5 separate regions of the Homo sapiens genome follow, and all the other regions are linked to region 5. A link is a loop called in an ENCODE intact Hi-C map of the cell type or tissue named here. Cell type or tissue: endothelial cell of umbilical vein. All regions are shown on one strand. Region 1 overlaps LOC107985978 (a long non-coding RNA gene). Region 2 has its middle 540 kb from the start of CPS1-IT1. Region 3 overlaps LOC107985978 (a long non-coding RNA gene). Region 4 has its middle 30 kb from the start of ERBB4. Region 5 holds the start of CPS1-IT1 (CPS1 intronic transcript 1).

The links. Peaks named below come from ENCODE experiments on the same cell type or tissue, not always from the same donor. Only the 100,000 strongest peaks of a DNase experiment are listed, where the experiment ranks them.
Region 1: it touches region 5 in a loop (4-fold over the local background); 6 of 110 quality-filtered maps call a loop at or near these places.
Region 2: it touches region 5 in a loop (11-fold over the local background); 33 of 110 quality-filtered maps call a loop at or near these places.
Region 3: a loop joins it to region 5, with 19 times the contacts of the local background. A loop is called at or near these places in 30 of 110 quality-filtered maps.
Region 4: a loop joins it to region 5, with 11 times the contacts of the local background. A loop is called at or near these places in 8 of 110 quality-filtered maps.

Annotation. Positions count from the first base shown.
Region 1 is chr2:211,091,443-211,096,442 of GRCh38, reverse strand. The region is part of intron 3 of LOC107985978 (a long non-coding RNA gene); the gene reads right to left. Among named protein-coding and RNA genes, the nearest start is that of CPS1-IT1, 480 kb to the right of the region's middle. In endothelial cell of umbilical vein, a CTCF peak has its summit at 2,542 (motif pointing right); no DNase peak of the experiment used is centred here.
Region 2 is chr2:211,155,574-211,160,573 of GRCh38, reverse strand. No RefSeq gene overlaps it. Among named protein-coding and RNA genes, the nearest start is that of CPS1-IT1, 540 kb to the right of the region's middle. In endothelial cell of umbilical vein, a CTCF peak has its summit at 2,517 (motif pointing right); a DNase peak (open chromatin) is centred at 2,533.
Region 3 is chr2:211,033,849-211,038,848 of GRCh38, reverse strand. The region is part of intron 2 of LOC107985978 (a long non-coding RNA gene); the gene reads right to left. Among named protein-coding and RNA genes, the nearest start is that of CPS1-IT1, 420 kb to the right of the region's middle. In endothelial cell of umbilical vein, a CTCF peak has its summit at 3,102 (motif pointing right); a DNase peak (open chromatin) is centred at 3,118.
Region 4 is chr2:212,565,814-212,570,813 of GRCh38, reverse strand. No RefSeq gene overlaps it. Among named protein-coding and RNA genes, the nearest start is that of ERBB4, 30 kb to the right of the region's middle. In endothelial cell of umbilical vein, a CTCF peak has its summit at 2,984 (motif pointing right); a DNase peak (open chromatin) is centred at 3,043.
Region 5 is chr2:210,615,920-210,620,919 of GRCh38, reverse strand. It overlaps CPS1 (carbamoyl-phosphate synthase 1), which reads right to left. Exons shown (of 38, transcript NM_001875.5): 21 at 4,379-4,497. It overlaps CPS1-IT1 (CPS1 intronic transcript 1), which reads right to left and starts at 3,349. Exons shown (of 1, transcript NR_002763.2): 1 at 1,044-3,349. In endothelial cell of umbilical vein, a CTCF peak has its summit at 2,990 (motif pointing left); no DNase peak of the experiment used is centred here.

The DNA.
Region 1 (5,000 bases), 480 kb before region 5:
TCAGCTTCTATACCAGCTCTTGTAGCTTCTCCTTGCCCTTTTATGTTATGGAGACATCTTTCCTTAAACCCTGAACCAAGCTCTGCCAGCTGCAAACTTTTCTTCTGTAGCTTCTTCACTTATCTCATCTTTCATAGAATTGAAGAGTCTTGCTGTGGATTAGGTTTTGGCTTACGTAAATGTTGTGGCTGGTTTGATCTTTTATCCAGACCACTAAAACTATCTCCACATCAGCAAAAAGGCTGTTTTGTTTTCTTATCATTCATGTGTTCACTGGAGTAATACTTTTAATTTTCTTCAAGAGCTTTTCCTTTGGATTCACAATTTGGCTATTTGGCACAAGCAGGCTAGCTTTCAGCCTATCTTGGCTTTCAACATGTCTTCCTCACAAGACTAATTATTTCTAGCTTTTGATTTAAAATGAGATACAAGTTACTTTTTTTTTTTCCTTGAACACTTAGAGGTCAGTAGGCTCATTAATTGGCCTAATTTCAATATTGTTGTGTCTCAGGGATTAGGGAGGCCCAAGAAGAGGAAGAGACATGAAGAAATGGCTGGTTGACGGAGCAATCACAACACCTACACCATTTATTAAGTTAGCTGTGTGGGCATGGTTCATGGCATCCCAAAACAATTACAATAGTAATTTCAAAGATCACTGGTCACAGATAACCATAACAGGTATAATGATCACAAAAGAGCTTGAAATATTGCAAAGATTACTAAAATATGACACAGATATACAAATTGGGCATATTATTGGAAAAATGGTGCTGATAGACTTGATTAACAAAGGGTTGCCACAAAACTTTGATCTGTGAAAAAAACTACAATTTCTGCAAAGCACAATACAGTGTAAAAACCCCGAGATGTGCCGTATTTAAAATCTCTCCATGAATAAAACACAAGACCCAGAGGATTACATACTGAGGTCATATCATTTTTGTCCCCATCAGAATTGCTTTCAGTGAATGTTACTTTGGCATAATGCTATTAACTTACATTGAGGAATATTATTAAAAACAGCCAGTGAACCAAGCTGTAGTATTTCCTCTAGCGGTGCCTTTCCAGATACTATTTGCTGCATTTTGTACAGTTACAACATGAGAGCACAAGAACTATATTTTTTTTCTGTAGACTCAGTACAGGAGTAATTGTAAGTCATTTTTATCTTGAGAATCCTCATATGTATGCAACTGACCATGTTTTCTTATTGCACAGACTTCCAGAAAGTTCTTAGTTGAGGTACATTATTTACATATTTACAGCATCAATTTTGTATAGTAACAATTCCCACCTCTATGCTATCTTTTTTGTTCCCATTTTTTCTATTTTATTCCAAGATTTTAAAAAGCAACGGAATTTTCTCTGCCGCAAGAAACTAAAAGCATTTCTGCTTTATGTACATACTGTACATTAAATTCAATAAAATTATCTAATACAAAGTTATTTTTTCCAGATCTTGGATTTATTTTTAATACCCACATTTACATATTTTAAATGGATTAAAGCAGGTGAATGTATTAATGATTAGAGATAATTATATTAATTTGGATTCTTAATTGTGATAGAAACTTAATCTAGCCAACTTTGAAAAGAAAGGTAAGAGTAGTAGCAGTTGACAATCACGTAATCTAAAGGAAGGTTGTTGTTATTTGAAAATTGACAAACTAAACCAGCAACGAAACAGGATCTACAATAGTGATTTTTATACCAAACAGTCTGCCATTGAATCACATGGTCTTCAAATTTGATTTCCATCCTTTGCTCAAATTTCAAAGCTCTAGAGGAACGCATTTGACTGGCCAATCTTGAGTCACCTGTTCACTCCTTAGCTGTACTAGGGTGGTGGACTGAAGTATTCTGCCACTTCAGCTTCAGTAGTAGGAGGCAAACCCTGGTTTCAACATTTCACTAAGACCGCACACAGAAAGAGAGTGGAAATCTTCTGGAAAGAAATGGATATGCTCATAAGAAGGAGGAATAGATGCTAGGAGGACTGAAAAAAAGAAGACAAATGTTCTTCCTCCCTTCCATCATGAGAGTCAGCAGCGGAGGTTGAAAGGACAAGAGCAAAAGAGAAAAGAATGCTATGTTCTCCTCTCTGCAAAACAGGGACTTTGTATACTGAAAAATTGTATTTATGGAAGCAGAGAGATGACGTGGGAAGAGCACGCAGCTTGGAGTCAGAAGCTATAGGTTTAAATTCTGGCTCTGCCTTTTATAAAATATGTGACTTGGAGGTAACTATTCTCTCTGACCCTTAGCTCCAAAATGTACAGAATGGAAACAATATTCACTTTACAGGCTTGTTGTAAGCATTCAATAAAATTATGTAAACAAAATAAACATAAGCTGCTTTCATTCCCTGCCACACATTTGACATTTATTTTTGCTCAAGATGGAAATTCATATATATATACACACACACACACACACACACACACACACACATACAGATTGTCCTTTGCTCATGAACTTTGAACTTACCAATGTTCACAAATAAGTGGCAGAATTAAAACCTGTGCAACCTGCCTATCACCAATAGAGGGCATTAGCAGTCACACCTGGTCACTTTTGATATTTGCTATTTCTAGTGTATAGTTTTATTCTTATTTTTGATATTTTACAAAAAGTATTAATTTCATTATGTACAATGAGTATAAAACTGTGAAGACCGAATTGTTGATACCTATAGAGTATGACAGGAAATCCTATCTCCATCTTTTCTTAGTTTAAATTCTCCAAAATTATCTGTAAATATAACAATATTTAGATAACACTTATACTTCTTCTAGCTTCCTACCTAAAAGTGGAGATTTTATTCTTTAAAACTGTTGGATCCCAGTTTCAGTGTCACCACTTCAGGGATTCGATATATGCTGGATTCTCTGTTGTCAATTTGTCCTGATTGCCAGCTTCTTCTTAGATATTTCTGCATATCAAGGAAGAAGCTGGGAACTACATTTTCCAGATTCCCCTTCTCCACCTGGTTTCAAGTTAGAGTCAGCTAATGAGAGACACTTGCATGAAATCTAGAAAGTGAAAGACAAGGATAGACCATTAATTCACAGAAACAGATTTGGACAGATATGTGTGCTGGTGTCAGAGGTAACGTTTGAAGCAAATTTCAGGTTAATTTCTTAAGAACTAGCTGCTTAGGTGCTGCAGGATAGGGTTGCTGGTAATAGCCTTCCTAATTTTTGTTCCCTGGGTGCTTCCAGTCATGGCATAATTCTTTATTTCTTCTAATTTTACATTCAAATATAAACCTGTATATTTGAAATACATGGAGGTTTTTCTTGATGCCTGACTGCAAAGAAAGTTTCCCATTCAATTAAATGGAGGAGCTGACTGTTGATCTGAGTCTGTTGTATAATTTCACAAGTGGAAAACCATACTAAACAAAAAAGAAACAAGCAAACAAAAATTGCTGCCAAACCTAACTATATCAACCTCTGCTCCAATTCTGTTTCTGATGTAGTAAGTCAGGGTGGGACCTAAGAATATGCATTTTACTCATCTCCCCCAGATGATTCTGCTGTAAGTGGCCTAAGATTACAACTGAAGCAAAAACAATGTAAGACTTTGGGCTCTATTAAAATTCAACTATTTCCATAATATTGTATGCATTTTCATTCATTTATTCCTACAAGTGACTGAAGTGGGTCCTTTGAACAGGTTAACAAGAGACTGCAAGGAGGAGGCACGTGTGCTGGGGAACCTTCATGGGAAGATACATTTTAAAAGAAGCTGAGAATTCCAAATACAGACTTGACTCTTTAATCATTCTTTTTCTGTGGCAAACTGGGAGGAAAAGAAGTTGGAAAACTAGTTGCAAGAAACATGAAACGAATATAAATAACAGCTTGGGAACTTCTAGAAGTCTTTGAATTAAACTCAGGGAAAGTAGATGCCTCAACCTACTGCCATATATCAGTGCCCATTGGTTCATTGGAAAGAGATACTTCCAATTACAAAAAATACTCTGGCGTGACAATCACAAAACCTTGATGGCATACAACAATAAATGTTAATTTTGGCTTATGGGTCCACACATGGGCTAGGAGGTTCTGCTGATTTAAGCAAAACTCAACTGATCTTGGCTGGCCAGGCTTAGACATCTGGGTCAGCTGGTGGATTGGCTCAGGGTTGGCTGGTCAAGGAGGATCTCAGCTCTCTGGGCTCTGCTCCTCACGGCTTCTCATCCTCTAGTACTCCAGCAGGGCTTATTTTCTTTGTTGAGGTGGGGATCTGAGGGAGAGTGGTAGTACATAGAAACTTCAGAGGGCTCTGATCAGAACTGGCACACCAGCATTTCCGTCACATTCTTTAAACCAAATCAAGTCACTAAACCAGCTCAGATTATAGGATGAGGAAATACCCTCCTTGTTGGGAGATGTTGCAAATACCTTACAAAAGGCATGGATACAGGGAAGAATTTGGGTTATTTTTGCAATCAATATACCGTAGTCCAGATGGGATCACATCCTGACAGGCGAAAGAATGTCTTGTCTATACTATTGTCCTTCTCTGCTTTTCATGTTACATTTCACTGCCAGTAATCTAGAAAAAATAAATTTTGCCAGGTGTGTGACCACAATTCAATGAAATGATTTTCCTGTTCAGATAATAAAGAGATGAGAGAGAGCTGTATAATGGCACTCCAAGTCCTCTGCAATATCTAGGGAAAGAAAAAGCATCATCACACTTCCCACATAGGTATAAGCGTCAAGTTGGCAATAGCTACAAATACTATCCTCTGCCAAAAATTCAAGTCAGTTTCCTGGTATCTGTAGTGTTCCTTATCAACACCTAACAGGAAAGAGAACAAGCTTTGTTTTGTTTTTCCCTAAGTTTCAACTTAAAAGGCAAACCTTATTGTCTCACATAAAATACAAGGGTAAAAAAAAAAAAAATAGGAAAGAAAAAGGAAAGAAGAGTAGGAGCGAACGCCTCCCCAGATTGATAAAAAGGAAACTTATGATTATGCCCAAGTT
Region 2 (5,000 bases), 540 kb before region 5:
AATCTAATAACTCAGCTTCTAAGTTTTTTTTTTTCTTGGAGAAACAATCAAGAATTTATTTAAAGCTGTGGATTTGTAGTTTTAATTATTGTAATAGTCTAACTGGAAAATAATCTAAATACATATATAAATAGAGTTATTAAATAAATTATAGTGTTTTATACAATGTAATGCTATGAAGTATATATCTGAAGATTATTTAAAGTCTTTGGATTATACTTACAATATATTGGTGACAAAAATAAAAATGTTTTCAAAAGGTCATATACGAGTTATACGTTATAAACGATGGCACAGAAACAGTCCTTAAGTCAAACTGTTATTGTGACACCAAGTTTTCTAAAAATTTTATGCAAAACGTTGGTGGCAAGCACTTTTCACAGAATGCTGACCTGAATCTGTTACACCACTTCCCATTTTTTTGTGACCTGGCCAATGCAATATTTGGTTTAGGGAGGCCCTTCTTGCTAAAGGACTATAATTCTTATTATCACCAATTTCTGATATTAGTATTATTTAGAATATGGCAGAATGGTATAGGCTCAGTTGCACGACGTCTTTTCATCACGAGGATTTATGCTTTTTCTAGAAGCTGCATTCAATCACTTTGGGGAAAAGGCTAATGATAAAAGTAGTCTTTGTTGATGCAGTTGGCAACTGAAAATAAAGGAAAGGGAGATACTGTGCATGGCTCAACATTAAAATGTTAGAAAGCATAAAATTAGTAATACCCTGACCCTAGTAATGAAGGATTTTGAAACAGTAGAAACGTGGCACTTTTATTAAAATTTCAAATATGCACACTCAACACTGAATAAATCAATGATGGTTTTTTCTAGTTTTCATAGCCTGAAGGCCAATGTTACCAACTATACAGGATTTGCTTTGATAGGGCAATAAACTAAGAATTCAAATTATATCAAATCCCCAATTAACCAGTGAGATTCAGATATGGGCTGTTCTAGTTATGATGATTCCACTATAGACTAAAACTCCAAATCAGGTAAATCTTCAAAATTGTTCCATGAAGCTGAAAAAAATTCTTCTCTGATATTAAAATTAGTGAATATGAAAGACGGCATTCATCATCTCAACAAACGGGGTTTGCTTAAAAGGTTTAGAATTGAGAGGCTACCAAGAGTAGGCTGTTTCTAAGTTCTAATCAAGAAAACCAGAGTTTCTCATAAATCAGGAAGGTGTACGCTTGTACATTATCTTAACTGTACATTTCTTTTGGCAGTCAAAGAACTTATTCCTACTCTTTCTTCAGATCAATTCAAATTCTTTATTCTCCAGAAATCTTTTTCCAAAGATCAGCTATTTTGGAGTTTTGCTTTCTTCTCTTTGATTTTACTATACCATTGTATATTAATGCCTATCTCAATTACGATTGGAAATTAGAAATGTTGCGTGCTTACTCTTCTTTTCCCTGAATGGCATATTTTTTGAAAGTCAGAACAGGTGTTTTTGTCTTGTCAAAGTCTATTATGGCTGGGAATATAAGTTTTTAAATGAAGCTTGAATGGGCCTACAGAGCACTCCAAAGCATAGTCAAATTGTTGAGAGTATATCCTGAAGCCAACGGTATCCCCCCACCCCGTGCTAAAGAAAAAGCTGAATAATTTCACATATATCACGTATATAAATATACAGTAACTTTAAGTAGTAAGAGAAGGAGAGAAGTTATCTGCATGGCTTTGTATTTTGTTGTTTTTAAAAAACAAATACAATACGAAAATATTTCTTTAGTTCAGAAAAGGGAAAAGATGGCTAACTTTAAAAACTATTATCAATTACTTGGGTGACAATATCTTTTAAGCAGGAAAAAGTAAGCTCAACTAGTTCTGAGTCATATATTGAAATATCTCTAAATATATGACCCTTTGTTCTAACCCAGTGCACACAGACTAACCTTCTAATCTCTTATTTGGTTGCCTTAGGTTGATTTGCTTAAGGAGGGAGAATCTGGGGAAATGGCAGGTGCTAGTTATCCAGTTAGATGTCTCTGTCATTGTGAGTATATAAATCAGCATTCTTGTTTATCTATCCCTTTCTTTTGTGATATTAGCCACTGAGAATCAGTTCTTCTGAGCAAAATCACATCTAAGAGGGCTGACAGCTTGAGGTCCTCAGGTTCCATACCTAAAGGCTGGAGATCAGATTGTAACAACACCATGTGTAAAGCCTTCCCTGAAGCAGCGGGCCAGCCAGGCATCCTTCATTTCTAGTAGTTCTTGATAGCAGAACTTTATAACTAATGTTCCAGTTTCCAATCAAAATGTATGCAACATAATTGCCCCCATCAAAATCTTTCTTTTTTCTTATGTCTACTGATGTTTATAAATTGCCCTCAATGGTGATTTCTGACATTATAATTATTGCAATGAGCATCCTTGAATATATGTTCCTAAATATACATGTAAGAGAACACGGACCAAGAAGTGGACTTTTTGGATGATAGGAGTGACATCCGAAAGGTTTAATAGCCTCCATGACAGAGGTACTGTCAATCAAAGTAGTTGCCGCCAGGGGGCGATAGAGAATGTACTGCTTCAGTATTAGCCTTAGAAGTGTGTGGTACCTTCACTAGAAATTACCAAGTCTTTGAAAGGAAGCTGTAACAATGTACTCTTTTCCACATGTTGGAACTTTAGGGGTTTAAATCTCCTTTGCATTTTGCTCATCCCAATACACAATATAATTTTTATTCAGGATCTTTATTTTTAAGATAGTTAAGAAATATACTTAATTTGTATTTTCTGATGAAGAAAATGGAATCACCAAGGCAAATGTTTGTTGTAACTTCCTGTTCTAGTAACTCTCCTTTGAAATAACAAAATGTGACCTTTATAACCAGTGACTCTTTAAGCAAAACTAAAATTTAGGTGAAAATATTAAGCTTATACTCTATGGTTACTATATATAATTTATTAACTATGATAAAATATAAACATAGTACTCTGTTTTTAAAATATATACATATAACTAGAGTGTAGTTCTAGAAGTAACTACCAATTTGTTCTTAATATTTTGATACAACTTAAGCAATGTGTATCTAGGTTAATATTTCTGTTTTAGTAGTCCTGGTCAAGATTATTGTCCTTTTATATTTTCAGTTTTTCTTAAACCTCAGTTCAGATGAGTCATCTCTGGGTCCTAAAGTTATTCCAAACAAGGGCATCATTTCCAAAGACTCAATGATACAGGGCTTAGATAAGTACAGAAGTTAAGAAACAGAGCCAGATCCCAAAGCCTAGAAAGTAGCCAGTTGATAAATTAGGTTAATAATATTGGGCATCAGATTCCACAAAAAAGGAAATGAAGGAAAAGAGTGAAGTACACATTGATTAAATGCAATTTGTCTAGAACAAATATTGAAATCATCCATTGTGACTTTTAGTTGGGCATGAAAGGTGGTGCTGGACACACTTCTCATGGATGTAGAGAAAGATACTCAGTGGCCTAAACTCAGAAGGACAAGTATTTCCACAATAATCAGTTGTTCATGAGAGCGGTGAGATTATTTGAAGTCATCCTTGCGTGCTTCCAGACATATGTTTATTGCAAATATAACAAACAAAATAGTGTCCCACACATGTAATCAAGGTATAATTTTTAAACTGCTACACACTATCTATTGTAATGTTTCATAACTAATATCTTTCAAACCCAAAATTTATGAAGAAACAGAAACACTACATTATTCAGGTTAAGAAATTATTATATGTTTCTTAGTAATCATATGTAAGACAATGATCAGAAACTTCCTAAAGGAGTTACATTGCAGCAATCCATATTAAAACTAATTCACCCAACTCTGGAATCGAATGCATGCTTGCTTACCTAAATATATTATTTCTAAAGGCATAATGGATTCAGTTATTCCTACTGAGTAATGCAGTTAAATTTTTATTAAGTTTACCATGTTATTAATTAGTGCTACTGGCATTCAAAAATGAGATTTTGATATAATCAGCAACTAAAAACAATTGCTTCTATGGAAAAAGAAACCCATGATATCATTACTATATCATTGCTACATTTTAGTGATGATTTCAACTGAAAACTTAAAAAGCAATACAAAATTACTGAGTGAGATATGGAATCACATATTGAGATAAATATTGATTCAAGTGCTTTATTTTGATAAAGGAAGACAAAGTTCTTGGGTAAAATATCATTAGCCTATATTATTTTGCTGGATTTCTAAAGAATACAAATATCACACATTGGACATTATCCTAGGTGAAAATAGAATACATATTCCACTTTGGGGGCAGGCCCTGCTTTTCTGACTACTAAATTGGGTTTGTAGGATGAATTAATTAGTAGAAGTAAGCCAGAAAGAAACAAACAAATTCTTAATTTCTGGCCGTCTTCTGGCAGAGATGTTAAAAATAATCAGGATTCGTTTCCTTTTTTTTGTTTGTTTTTTGAGACGGAGTCTCGCTCTGTTGACCAGACTGGAGTGCAGTGGCGCGATCTCGGCTCACTGCAAGCTCCGCCTTCTGGGTTCACGCCATTCTCCTGCCTCAGCCTCTTGAGTAGCTGGGACTACAGGCGCCTGCCACCATGCCTGGTTTTTTTTTTTTTTTTTTTTTTTTTTTTTTTTTTTTGTATTTTTAGTAGAGACAGGGTTTCACCATGTCAGCCATAGCCAGGATGCTCTCGATCTCCTGACCTCGTGATCTGCCGGCCTCTGCCTCCCAAAGTGCTGGGATTACAGGCGTGAGCCACGGCACCCGGCCCCATTTCTTAAATTACCTAAATAATCATGTTAATTCTTTATGTATTTGATGGAAACTCTTCCTGTTCTCACCTATGAACGATCAATGAACTATGAACTATAAATAAATTATGTTAGCACGTTTGATATATGCATAAGAATTAAGTTTTAATTCAGATATTATCAAATTATCATACCATCACTTAGCTTTTAATAACATAAGCCCAAATTCTTATAGTAATTCAAAACTAAATTTTAAATGATTACTAAACAA
Region 3 (5,000 bases), 420 kb before region 5:
GGTGCCTGTTCATTCTGATGGTAGTTTCTTTTGCCATGCAGAAACTCTTTAGTTTAATTGGATCCCATTTGTCTATATTGGATTTTGTTGCCATTGCTTTTGGTGTTTTAGTCATAAAGTCTTTGCCCATGCCTACGTCCTGAATGGTATTGCCTAGGTTTTCCCTATTAAATAGGGAATTCTTTCCCCATTTCTTGTTTTTGTCAGGTTTATCAAAGATCAGATGGTTGTAGATGTGTGGTGTTATTTCTGAGGCTCTGTTCTGTTCCATTGGTCTATATATCTGTTTTGGTACCAGTACCATGGGCCTCTTATAAGGGCCTCTTTTAAAAAAAATCATCTAATTCATCATTTTACCAGAGTCTAGGGCTTATTCCTCAGTTTTAAACTGTAATCTTGTTAGTTCCCATCATTTGTGGGTACATTTTCTAGATATGCCAAAATATTAGTAAGGGAATCCTTGCAGTTTAAGTCTTGATTGGGCTACGGTAGTTCTTCTAAGTGGGACTATATGTTCAATAAGGAAGCATTTGATCAGAGATTCCCCTTTGCTGTTGCCTCTTTCCTCAGTTTCCAGCTTCACTATCCTTATATAGAGTATCCACCCAGAAAAAGGGTACTGGGCAACTTCTCTGAAGAAAACTGCAGCTTTATATGGACACCCCATTTCCACAGTATGTATTAGCCCGATCCTCTAATGCCTCCTTTCAACCCATAGTAGAACAGAATAGGTAGTTTTTTCATACTACCTTTCATATTGAAGAGTAATATCTGGGTTTGATTCCTTGTTCTGTTATTTACTAGCTGAGTGAACTTGAAATTATTTGTGACTCCTTTACAATTTTAGTTTACACATCAATAAAATGGGGATGACAATGTCTACTTTGCCAGGCTGTTGAGAGTATTAAATAAAAGAAAACCACACATGCCTCCTATAGTGCCTGACATAGATGACACCCCTAACAGATAGCACACGTTCATATCACTGTTGATTATACATCTTCCAAATCATCTCTCTTATCAGAAACTTGGCCATAGACTCCCAGTATTAGTCTCCAGAAAAAATAAGCTAAACCATTCTATTATTACAATAAGTAAAATACACATAAATAAGGTATAAACAAAATTTTGAGCTTTCAGTAATGTATCTTTGAGTCAAAATTGTTTAATTTTTAACGAAGGTTTCAAATACTCAAATTTTATACCAATGTAAACATTTCAAATTCAATAACTAGTCACATCAAGTAAACCTTACTCACTTCTATAACATGCTACTGATATTATACCAAATTTTACAAAGAAAAAGTAAAACATACACTTCTTATTTTGATGGCAGAGTGTATTTTTGCCAGAAACTTGTATTGATTTGGAAACAGCATGAGATCCTAAATAGAAAAATGTAGCTTCAAATAGAAAGGTACAAGTTAGAGAATTTGGAACTGAGTCATTTTTGAGATTTTAAAAGGTGCTTTTAAACAATGTATTTTAATCATACGAAATGATTCTCCTAAGATTTAAATATAGGAAATTTGGAACTTCTAGTTAAATATATGCATGCAAGTGACTACTGAGTTATTCCAATTCCATTGTGTGAATTGAATAGATAATATACACTTGAATAGATCATAATACTCTATGCAAGTTCACCAGAAACTAAATCAAGTACCAGACGAAGCACTTCAAGCATTTCTTAAAAATAAAGAATATTGGAAATAAACCACAGGGACAAGAAAAGAAAGGATAAAACACATTTACTCCTTAAAGATATAAGTGGAAGGTTTTTTGTATGTGAGTAGTACAAACAACTTGGGTTTCCAGATTTTCACAGGAAAAGAAAAATATTACCCACAAACAAGACAACTTGAGAGAAAAGCATCAACGCTTATATTTTTCTTTTAGATATTGCATAATAGTTAGCGTATTTCTGAGGAAATGGGATTTTGTTTCTTGTTTTATCTTGTACAATTTCCTTACTTGAAAAAGCCTTCAAAAATCTTTTCATTTTAACTACTTACAAAAATTACAATCACCTATAATCTTTGCCCCTGTTCTTCTCATAAGGTTAAGTTCAGTTCAAACTATTTATATAAGCCAAGTCAGTATTTCATTGTCCAGCTTTTGCCTATAAAATCGACCTGTGTGAGTCCCTTTTGTAATGCATGTCAGAAGAAAAATACTATGCCCAAGTTGTTACTTTCAATAAGCACACTGTTTAAAAAACATCTTCATTTTGCTTTGCAAAACTTCAGTTTGTATTTAAGGTATTTCTATTTGAAGGAAGAATTACCATATTAACATGTACTTATTTGAGCCTAAAACTCCCTTGAGTATTGTCTATCCCTCTACCCTCCACATCTTGGTAAAGCCATTGCCTGGACTGTGCAATGGACACCAAGAGGATTGATTGCCGTAGATGTTGCCTACTCCCTTCTCTTTCTACCCTTACCCCCAAGCCCTCCCTCACCCCCACCCACTGCTGCCAGATTTTTTTTTTTTTTTTTTGAGATGGAGTTTTGCCATTGCCCAGGATGAAGTGCAGTGGCACCATCTCGGCTCACTGCAACCTTTGTCTCCCAGGTTCAAGCGATTCTCCTGCCTCACCCTCCCGAATAGCTGGGATTACAGGCCCGCTACCAAAATTACCAATTACCTGGCTAATTTTGTATTTTTAGTGGGGATGGGGTTTCACCATTTTGACCAGGCCGGTCTCAAACTCCTGATCTCAAATAATCCAACTGCCTCAGCCTCCCAAAGTGCTGGGATCACAGGCATTTGCCACTGCACTTGGCCAATCTTGAACCCAGTTCAAACCTTCTCATTGCTGTGGAGTTTTAAGACTCCTGATTCTTTTACCTCCCCTGCTGACACACACACATACACACACACTGCCTAAAGGATGGAGTAAAAACTTCTTAGCATGGCACAAAATGTACTTTTCGCCACATTTCCTATCACTACCTCAGAGACAAGTCTACGCTCAAACTGATCTGCTTATTCTTCCCCAAATACAGCTGGCATTTTCGTATCATGTCTTTATCTGTTTACATTTCCTGAAAGGTCCTTTTTAATTTATGCATAGCTTTCTCTCTGAAAGTTTCACAACCACCAGGAGGCAGTATAGTGTGCCCTTTCCTATCATCTCTAATTGCATTTGCTGATACATGATTGCATTGGTCATAGATGTTTTTATATCAAAACATTTGTTGCATCTCCCTGATGAGATGGTTCTGGAAAGACTTCCTATTCTAGTGATGACAGGTTGGGCCATGAGATCTGCTTCATCTAACAAAATGAAACTGGCATGGGCACTTAACACTTCCAATCAGAAGATCTGGCAGAAGGCAAAGGTATTTTTCTAGTTCTCAATTTCCCCATCAGTAACATAGGACAAATAATAAAATAAAACTGAAGGGCTTGACATAGTTCTTAGAATGTTGTAGATGCTTAGTAAGCTTTTAAGTATTTTGTTAACTTGTAAGAATAATCATTTTCCAAGTTTATTAGAACACAAAAGAATAAGAGCATTATATTCAAAGATTAAGTAGAGTAATAATTCTGTGTGACTATTATTTTCAAAGCAAATTTAGTGCTTCTAATAATTTTTAGTTAGGTGATCTCATCAGACTTTATAGGAAAATTGGCAGGAAGAATAGTGGACTGGATCTCTAATAAAATAAATTCTGTAAAATAGCAGCACAGAAAAATTGAATTCTTCCCTAACACTGCACTTGTATTCTATATGTGAGGATATATGAGATGGGCCATCCTTGAGAGACAACACAATCTGGTTGGCATTTACCTTTACATTAGTTAGTGATATTCATTCACTAAATGCTAACTTTTAAGGTTGAAAAAGGAGACCAAGCCAAGTTGATCAGCTCTGAAATCCACTATTCAAAATAATTTTCAGCTTTAAGACTGGCAGTGTGTTCACATAATGATTTCATGTGCATTCAACATCTTCCAGAGAGCATGCATTATCTAATCTTCGTAGAGCCAAACAATGATGAAAAGGAGATAAAAAAACATAAACTTCTTTGGCTCTATAATAGAATTCATCACCTGAACCAAGGTCATGCTAAGCAAGAACAATCCTTGTCCAGAAAACAATAAAGCCAACTTATGAAAAATGTTCTTGAGTTCCAGCATACGATGAACTGTAAATCACTATTTATGAAGTATCCAATTTACACTGGTATTCTATATGATGGTCATAGTCAATAATAAATAAAATAGTTTGAGAAAACTCATTTAAGTTTTTAGCACTAAGACACATAATTCCTATTTTAAAATGGAAGAGTCATTGATGGAGTTTTTATATATGTAACTCATTTACAAGATGCATATACATATTTTTGTTTTGTCATATAATAAATTGAAATTTCATGCCATCAAACGTGTTTAGAACTGATTGGAACCTGGATTCAAAAATTTTGGGTGAAATTAGTTTTTCTCCAAATAGAATGAAAATGCTTACTGGTTATAACAATAAATTTACTGAAAAATCTATTAATCTATACTCCAAATTCAATAGAGCATACTGCAATTACAAAAATATTCCCTTTCATTCTTCCTATATACAGAACCAACAAATAGTATTTTATTTGTGCATATTTTTTATCTTCACTGTTCTTGACTGAAAGACTAAGGACAAGGATTAATGCAGAAGTATTTCTGTTATCTTGAAAGGATATGGGTGGAAAAATTAAGCGATCTGAGCCGAATAGTTTAGGAGAGAAAATGAGATTGTGGTGGTTGTGTCTGTGACAAGAGAACCCTCTTAATGATAATACTCTGAGATTTACTTAGAGAATGCCACTAGAATAGGATTACCCTGGATGGGATAACACACATTACATCATTAGCATTCACTCTCTGCCCTCTGGTGGTAGATATTACCAGCTGACTAGGATGGGATTAAGGTTCTAAATCAATCAGCAATATTGATGATGTATAATGTTTCTGTCACAGTGTTTATTAAAATGAATGTATATCAATAT
Region 4 (5,000 bases), 1.9 Mb before region 5:
TTAAGTCATCAATAGTAGTGAGATTTTATTTGGACAATAGAATTCCCAAATATTATCATCTTCTTTCTTACCATATTCATGACTTTCTATGAAAGAAACACAAATACTAATTTGAAGAAATATCATAAATGATTTTTACTAGATGCAAAAGATGTAGTGCAATATGGCGTATTCAGATGTGAGGAATAATGTTACCTAGAGGACCTCTTTCATAAAGATGATGCACGTATATTCTCATTCTTATTGATATTGAGTGTTTTAAGAAATCCCAAATCAATGAAAATGTGGTTTAAAAAAACATTCTTTTTCAAAAATAAAAATAATCTGAAGTCCTCAGAGAGTATTAATCTCAATTACATTTAGAAAATAAAAGAAATTTGTAAATCATAGAATCTTTGACTTGAAAGATACTTTAGAAATCAAAGTATCTTTACTTTGATTTAGAAATCAAAGTCCCACTATAAACCATTCTTTTGTTTTTGACTGCCCAACCTCCATTTTTCCCTTTGCTAATAATACTCTGGTTTTTGGGGAACTTTCCTGCTCCTCACTCTCAGTCCTTGTGATTTGGGTGGGACTGATTTCTGTAATCTCTTGGTCCGAATGGTTAATCAAAATATTTTTCCTTGCCATATAATTCATTCTGGTCACTATATATACCAAGACATGAAGATCCATTTCCGAACTGTTGCTGGGAAAATAAAGCTCTATCTCAACTGGAATGGCTGTTAAGTTTGGATGTTAAACTTATACTGTTGGTACCTATCTTGCCAACCTAAGTTTAAGAGAGTTTACCTGAATAAAATGTACACTTTTGATAGCAGAACCAAGAAGTGGAAAGAGACTAAGTCTGGATGAACTTGTCTGAGCCCCTTAATAGAGCTCGATGGGCTCTATTCATAAAATCTACTAAATCCAGGAATAAGTTCTACAATATTTATTCCTGTGAAATGACCATCTGATATCTAATTAAACAACTTACACTGCAGGAGTATCAAACCTCATAAACAAATCAATGTCTTTTCAACATCAACATGTTTTAGAAATTTTATTATATTGAACATAGATTTGCTTTCCTTTGTTTTCTCCTTCGATCCTAGGTCTGCCTTCTGGTGATAAGCAGGTAAGTCTAATTATCTCATTATCAAAAATATATGTATCTATCATCTAGGCTATCAAAGACATAGTGTTTACCCTCTACATCTTTTATTTTAAGGGAAACAGCTACAATTAAGGAGATTATAGATAAGTATGTATTCAAGTCTTTTATCACCAAAGAAAAGCCGTGATAGTAGTACTTTCTTGTCACAACAAACTTCACTAGTCATCATGTTAATAATCCAGTTTTAAAAAGAGAAAAAAATATATACTGCTAATTAGCTGGGGTTAAACAATGATTTTGTTGGTTGCTTGGGACCCAGCCATACAATTAAAATTGAGCACATGTGATTTCAAAGATGAACAATCTCACCTGCTCAATATTATCTATTTCTGTAAAGTCATGTCAATTACTGTCAGGGTTTAAGTGATTATCCCCTGAAGGATCTAGTTAAAATTAAATTATTTAATTTAAGGGAAATATATAATCTCCCACTAAATCATTAAATGCAATTAATTTGTCGTTAGGAGTAGGAGACAAAGTAATGGAAGACCAGGAAGTTTATAAGGAAATCGAGGTATGGAGTGTCCTTTCACACAAGAGATGATGCCATAAAGGGAGTTAGGTGGGTAATGATATGGGGCCCTCTGTGCAGATGTCAGGGTATGGGCTGGCGATGATAGCACTACTAAGACTATAAGCCGGATACTCATTTCTTTCTGGTAAAGGATCCATTGCTAAATCATAATGCCATGTTGAAGAAAAAGGATATTAAAACCAACAAGGAGAAGCAGATTGTGAAAGCTGAAAACTGGAAGGGTAGATAAAGACAGAACTGCCAGTGTGTTGATTTTATTTTTGTGTTTCGTTGTTAGTGGCATGGCTACAGGAGCACCTTATTAAGTGGAAATTAGCATGAAACCATTAAACTTTTAGAGTATACCTCAACTCCACTTTTATTCTCAGTAAATTTCCTGGCATATTTATTAATTCATCAGATATATCCAGTGTCCCTCTCTTGTGCCAAGTACAGTGCTAAGTGGTCAGGATATCATAGTGAACATAAGAGGTAGTTTCTGCCTTCACATGGTTAGTGGGTAAAACAGATATTAAGCAAATTATCACACCATAGAATTGCAAACTGTGACAAATACTGTGAAGGAAAAGGAATGATACTGTAAGAACTTACAAGGACACATGATGTAGTGGGGGGTATAGGACTGGATATTTGAGTTTAGGTTTAAATGGTTATCACAAAACTGTGGGCCTTGGGAATCCGAATGACTTCTGGTGCTCACTTCAGTGGCAACAGCAACATAGTATTTTATGTTTCTACTGAAGTTGAAACAATTTCATTGTCCCTTCGATTTCATTTGCTTTAACAAATCATGGCTGACTGCCAACATCATATGCAGACCATTACTATTTGAAAAATGGATGGTATACAGGCACAAATCTAAAAACAGACACATGGGTTGGGTGTGATGGCTCAGGCCTGTAATCCCAACCCTTTGAGAGGCTGAGGTGGGTGGATCACTTGAGACCAGGAGTTCAGGACCAGCCTGGCCAACATGGTGAAACCCCGTCTCTACTAAAAATACAAAAAAAAAAAAAAAAAAAAATTAGCCAGAGGTAGTGGCGCATGCCTGTAATCCCAGCTTCTCGGGAGGCTGAGGCAGGAGAATTGCTTGAAACCAGAAGGTTGCTGTGAGTCGAGATCATGCCACCACACTCCAACCTGTGTGACAGAGTGAGACTCTGTCTCAAAAATAAAAAAAAGAAAAAAGATAAACATAAAAAACAGACACAACAATACATTCAAATTCTTGCTATTGAATTGTTCTATTTAAAATTTTATGGTTATTTCTCCCTTTTGTGCAATTATTTTGGTATATTGTATGTCCACTAGGGGGCAGTGCTACCCTTTCTTGGAAAGGAATTAGCTTTGGCAAGCCCAGAGCTTTCACGCTAGATGTTGGGGGCTGGGAAGAAGGAAGAGCTTTCTCCAGTTTGGAAATGAAAGACAAAAAATAGAGACTTTTAAGACAAAAGAAAATGTGATTGTATATCATTTCAAAAGCCAGCTTCAGAAAAAGATTTATTAACTGTTTGTTTTTAATCACTGTTAGTAGAACAGCTACACAGAAATACAAATGAAGAATACCCAATGAAGGAGTTATTCTTGACTCTGTGCCACACTATAAGTTTAATTTAAAATCTGTATTGTTTTTAATCTGTGTCTCTAAAAAATATTTCAAGACCTATTTTCCTCATACAAACCTACAGATATTGAATTTACTTATTGTAAATTGTATAATAAATTTGTATAAAGGACTTTGTAAACATTAATGTAAATTATCACTCATCAAAGAACAGTAATATTTGTGAACTAATTTTATTACACAGACTATTTTCATTAATTTAAAATAATACTGTAGGAAATATAGGTTGATTTTTATAAAGTATAAACAAGAAGAAATGACTACAAATTCTGCTGTGTGAACAATTAATAAATATAATACTTGGCTCTTAGCCTTAATAATTATGCACTCATCTAAGCAAAAACATCATTTGGTAAATTATATAAGCACTTTTATTTTATTTTCCTGATGTGTTCTGCTACATATAATTGTGTCTTAGCTGATCAGCTTAACATATGAAGTTGCAAAAATATTTCTTATGGTAGGTAAAAGAATGAAAATATACCTTTCCTGCATTTCTGATTCAAGTCTTATCACAGCGATTGACATGAGATTTGTTGGTGTTGCACTTCCTTTACCTATATTATTATTATATTTTCATAGCACTTGAGCATTTGCAAAAGAAAGCGCAATTATTTTATAGTTGATTTTAGATTTCTTTTGATCATGAAAATTTAGAATAAGATTTATTTAGGCCACGGGAATTATCTGGTAAACAACATACCTGAAAACAATGTGTAGTTAATTTAAACTAATTGCTTTTGATTATGTGTTTGGTAAATGCCATATTGTCCACCAATGAGGTTAATATTCTCTTGGTTTCTTCCCTTAGATAAAATGTAGGTTTTACTTTTCTTGTGATGGTTGTTAGACTGACCTTGAATACAGCAATAGTTACTCTAAGTTCAATTCTTTAGTATCTCCATATGGGAAACTTCCAGTAAAAATACTTGCATAGATCTTTATGTATTAATGCTGCTTAAAATAAACTGAAAGTAGAAATGACAAAGTGCTTAAATTATTGCAGGAGCAGGAATAAGTACCATATGCTGGTGATAAAACATACAGAAGTTGTTGCTGCCCTTCCACCATGGCTCTATTTTTCTTTTCACGTTGACCTTCTGATTATAGCCACGAGAGATCAAAACATATAATTTAAAATTACCTTCAGTTGATTTGATCAATAAAATGTATTTAACTATATAACATTGGCATACTCTGGAATGTCTGGCATTCTGATGGCAAATTATTTACTTCTATAAATGTTTATAGTGAGAAGTATTGTGAACTACGGTAATGTCTGCCTCTTGCTATTACAGACATATACACACTGCTGAAAATACCTTCAATTTTCTGAGGCTCTAAAGGAACATCCAGCATTCTCTCTCTTCTCTGAAGTTGAAGCATGTTCCTATTAGTAAAAGGCTAAATGAATATGTAGTAAAAATAAAGTATATAAAAGATGAACTTGTCCATCATATTTGAAAAGCTCAGGGAAATAAAGGGTGGGTGACTGAGACTGGATTTTCAATTTCTTTTGTAAAAGGAACTGGCTCCCTAGAAGGCTGAGGTTTAAGAAAAAAAACAAGATAGCTTTTAGTGTTAGAGACTTAAAACAAAAACACAAGGCAGCTGGCATAAGAAAAATTAGCTGCCCTGAGGATGTGTGAATTGAAATGAGATTATGAAGCTCACTTATA
Region 5 (5,000 bases):
TCAAAGCTAGGATGCTGAGTTGATTATTCTGATACCTGTTGATATAGTTTTTATGTTTGTCCCTGCCCAAATCTCAGATTGATATTTAATCCCCAGTGTTGGAGATGGGGACTGGTGGGAGGTGACTGGATAATGGGAGCAGATTTCTCATGAATGATGTAGCACCAACCCCCTGGTGCTCTCCTGGCAATAGTGAGTGAATTCTTGCATAATCTGGTTGTCTGAAAGTATGTGGCACCTCCCCCACCGACTCCCTCTCTCTGGCTGGCTCCTGCTTTTTCCATAGGACACGGCTGCTTTCCTTTTGCCTTCCGCCATGATTGTAAGATTTCTGAGGCCTCCCTAGAAGCCAAGCAGATGCTAGCACCACACTTCCTGTGAAGTTTACAGAACTGTGAGCCAATTAAACCTCTTCATAAACTACCCAGTCTCAGATATTTCTTCATAGCAATGCAAGAATGGCCTAATACACCTATCCCTCTTGTCTCATCACCCTGCAGAAAGATGAGACTTCATACGTAATCATGAACATGAAACATGTTTATCTCTCCCCTTCAAAGAGAAGGGTTTCTGATTATAATTTCTACTATCTCACAGGCATGGAAAACTCATCAGTTATTTCCATAATATCTACCTAGTTACAATCATTGTTTTGTTTTCCCCATCTCAGTCTGTGAATATTTATATATACTAAATATGTGAGTATATCTTTTTTAATAATTTCCATTGTATTTTATCTTAAAATATATTGTTTGAAGCTATTGCATAAATAAGCACATTTATTGTTTACATTTCAAACATAAACTATGTTCTTGTTTTTATATTTCTTTTTTTATATTATACTTTAAGTTCTGGGATACATGTACAGAACATGCAGGCTTGTTACATAGGTATACACGTGCCATGGTGATTTGTTGCACCCATCAACCCGTCATCTACATTAGGTATTTTTCCTAATGCTATCCCTCCCTTAGCCCCCCACCCCCCAACAGGCCCCGGTGTGTGATGTTCCCCTCCCTGTGTCCATGCGTGGGTATAGTCTATTTGGGACTCAAATTCTGAACTTCATTTCAGATGACTATATGTAAACACAAGTCAGAGACTGACCATCAATTTAATGATATGCTCATCCTCTGCTATTAAATGTGTTTATCGGACTTTAGAACTCGAGATTGATTAACAACTGTAGAGTAGGAATTTTTATTCATTAGCATAAGGGAAAGCTATTTATCTTTTAATAAGAATAGCATTTGCATCGTAGCTATCAATTGCTTCCTTTAAAAAATAGGTCTGATATTAAAATAAGTGATGCATCATAAAGGAAATTAAGAAATGATACATTGCAAAATATAAAAGCAAATAAAAATTGTGAGTCTGAAAATGAATCTTTAAATATTTAACTATCATATCTACATATCTAAAATCATAATATATAATACATATCTAAAATCATAAAGTAACCTTTATTACAACAAGTAGCATTTTTATTTTCAGGGGAAAAGAGGAAAAATTTTCTTGGGCCCTCACAATATGTCAGATGTCATTTATACTTATATAAATTAAGCTTCACAAAAAAACTAGAAGCAGAGATTAAGAGAAAGAACATGAATCTGGAGAAATGAAAGAGGTGATGTACGTCTGATTCTACAGTGGGGAGGACTGCGCACCAATCTCTGGCTCCATAGTCTGCTCCTTCCAATGCACAAGGGTGGAACCAGAAAACCCACGTCTAGCATTCTATATTTTTTCTCTTAATTTACTTCTCTTTTCCCAAGTGAGAGCCCCACTGCCTGTCTTCTCAAGGATCTCTATGAAAAGTACAAAGGGAGTGCGGTACATTGGCAGCAGAGATAGATGTTGAGGCAGGAGAATTTTGGAGTTCTCTGAACGCACACCAAATAAATCGCTAGCTCCTAGGCCTACAGCTAAAGACAGCCATTCTAACACAGAAGCAGTTGAGATCTTCAAAGTAAACCATAAATAAATACAAATGAAAAAGAACAACTAATCTTCTCAGCCTCTCTCCAAACTCGCAATATGTAAGTCAGCTATAGGTCATTAATAGGGAGCTCTTGTTACTGTTGGAGCAGTACGTACCTTGATGACTAAGCCTCCCTGGATATTGAGGGGCCGAGAAAAAGCAGAGGACTCAGACCCAGACTAATGGTGAGTATAATTAAAATAGGGCAAGGAAACTCAAGGCCTTACATACTTAACATTCATTCCATCAGCTGTCGTATTCTTTCAACTTCAGACCCCTATGTGCCACAAAATGATGGAGACAGGTAGCTTTAGTGGCCATCTATTCTTGTTATTTATCTAATACCGCTAAATAACAATCATTATCAAATTGCTATGCGTGCATCAATGACACTTCAAAAAGAAAGGAATTAAACCATAAAGTGACACTCAGATAATGAGTTCAGGGTTTAGGTTTGCTAACGCCGTGGATCATCTGTGAGTTCCACTTCAGGTTTACTTTAGCTTTTGCTATATAATAGACACTTCAACCTCCCTGGATCAAAAACAAATTTATACAGTAGAGATGATTTTAAGTGTAAGTTTTTGAAATTTTTGAAATGATATAAAGCTTTACATAAAGAGTTTTAAATGTAGATCATTATGAACAATAGAAAATATCCCTATTTACAAATATATTTATGCCAGAAAATGGAGATTGAAAATGTCAAATTGTCGGCAAATAAATGCAACAGAATGTGGAAGTCAGAAAAATATTATAAATGATCTGTAACAGTGTGTTGTTTTAATCCTCCAAGGACCTTTTTCACTATCAATATACCCTTATTTATGCTTAGTTAGAATCTCAACCTGCCTTCTGGTTGTAACGAAAACTATTCAATTAAAACATTGAATTTGTCCAAAAATCAGAACGTATGTCAAGTGGAAATTTAAATCACAATAACATCTGCTATTTTCCACCCCAGGTCTTTTCCACTGCTGTGACTGGCATACTATAAGTTTCTAGCACCCCCATGTGGCTTAATTGGAGTGGTTTCATAGGCATTTGAAATCAGTTGCCTGAAACTGAGAACAGTAGAACAGACTATAATTTTACACAGAAGTTCTGCTGGCATCATAAACCAAGAAAGGGAAACTTAAGTCAGCAAAATTATAAGATAAATGTATAGGTTCAATTCCTAAATTATTTGCTGTCTACTGTTCATTTTATGTGATCACTAGAAAGGATGATTTACAAGCAACTATAGCTGGTTTCATCTTTGTCAGATAGAATTCCTCAGTTTTCAAAACCAAGCATTTGACATGGGCAATAATTAAATAGATGAAAAAGAACCTAATTTTTCTCAAAAAGAAAAGCAAGTGTTTTATTACCTAGTTTGTACACATATTGATCAGGCAAATACAGTAACCCAAGTATATGTTGCAATTGCTAAATAGTTGAGCAATCCAGGTTTTGAGATTTTCCACTGTCCTCAAAGATATTTTAAGTGATTAAAGTATCTACATTTTGTCAAATCATTTGAGAACAATTTTTATACAAACAAAATTTTTCCTTCTCTAAACACATCCCTAGTTTGCAGGTAAGACGTCTTTCCAATAGTAGTGTATTTCAGAGTGCTTTCAGAGGGAAGAAGTTCAAGAGGACTATATTGTCTTTCTTAATCTGCTAATAAATGCTCCTCTTATTGAAGATAGATGTTTAAAACTGATCCATGCTTTCATCAGCCTAAGGTGCCCCAGCAGTTTCCCATGAAAAATTTAAAAGTAGATTTTAAGGACTACATTATCAAAATATTCTCAACATAAAATGAAGTTTAAAAATAATTGGCCATGATGGAGATAAAAATGTAAATTAGTCAGAGGTGAAGAGTCTGTTAAGAGAAACCTGAATGTGGCTTAATTGTATGCTGAACTGAATGTCCCAATTTAAAAACAGTAGAGCGCAAAAGGAATGCATTTTCTCCTCAATATACAGCAATGTATAGATTGATATTAAAAGGGGAAAACAGACTTCAGAATGTAGAGGAAAATTTATAGAAAACAAATATTCATTTAATTGATTAATAAAATTTAAATCTAGATAATACTTCATAATTAAATAATACACGTTCATCAATGTATACCAATTTTGTGCATTCAAAAGACCTTATTACTATGTCTGATGACAAGGGTGGGAATAGAAGATGATTAAAAAGATTAATGGATACATTTCTAAAGGTAAACATCTAAAAAAAAAAAAACCTGCCATTTGTCTTCTGGCTACGGGTACTATTTTCCAACAATGGCACTATCTACCTCATTGAATCACAATGTAGACCAAATGCTTAAGAGTAGGAAGAAGACTCTTTAAAAATTGCACTGAAGGTGTCTGGCATGAATGAGAGCAGCACTGCCTTACCTGTTGAGGCCTTTCAGTGTCTTTTCCATGTTTAAAATATCACGCATCTTATACAAAAACCACTTGTCAATGTATGTGAGCTTCTCAATCTCATCAAGGGACATGTTGTCATCAATGGCCTGCCAAGAGGAGAAGAGATACTTTCTTTGGCAAACATTTTTCTAAATGTCTTATTTGGTTTAAAATACATAGCAGTCATGCCTCTGTGTGTTATTTAGAGAGCCCGAGACTGTAGACTGAGTTACAAAACATGAAACTGACATCACTGACATTCCTTCCAATAAACATAAAGATGGTGCCAACTATATCCACAAATGGCATACAGAGTAGGTGCTTGCCTTGAGTGGTGTGTTCTCAGAAAAATCTCCTAACAGGTTTTGACTCGCTCCTCTTTATTTGATTGTGTTACCCATTATACCCTAAATTTGGTACATCTCTTTGGAATTAAAGAAAGTCTCTTGAAACTACAGTTAAGCCAAATTGGTAAGAAAATCTAGAATTAATATAATGATCTCTTAACTTGTAGTGTTGATAGTTATCTTGTAGGAGATAGCATATTTTTATCACCTCACTCCACATTCACACAAACATACAATAGTCAGTGAGAATTTATGGGTCGGAT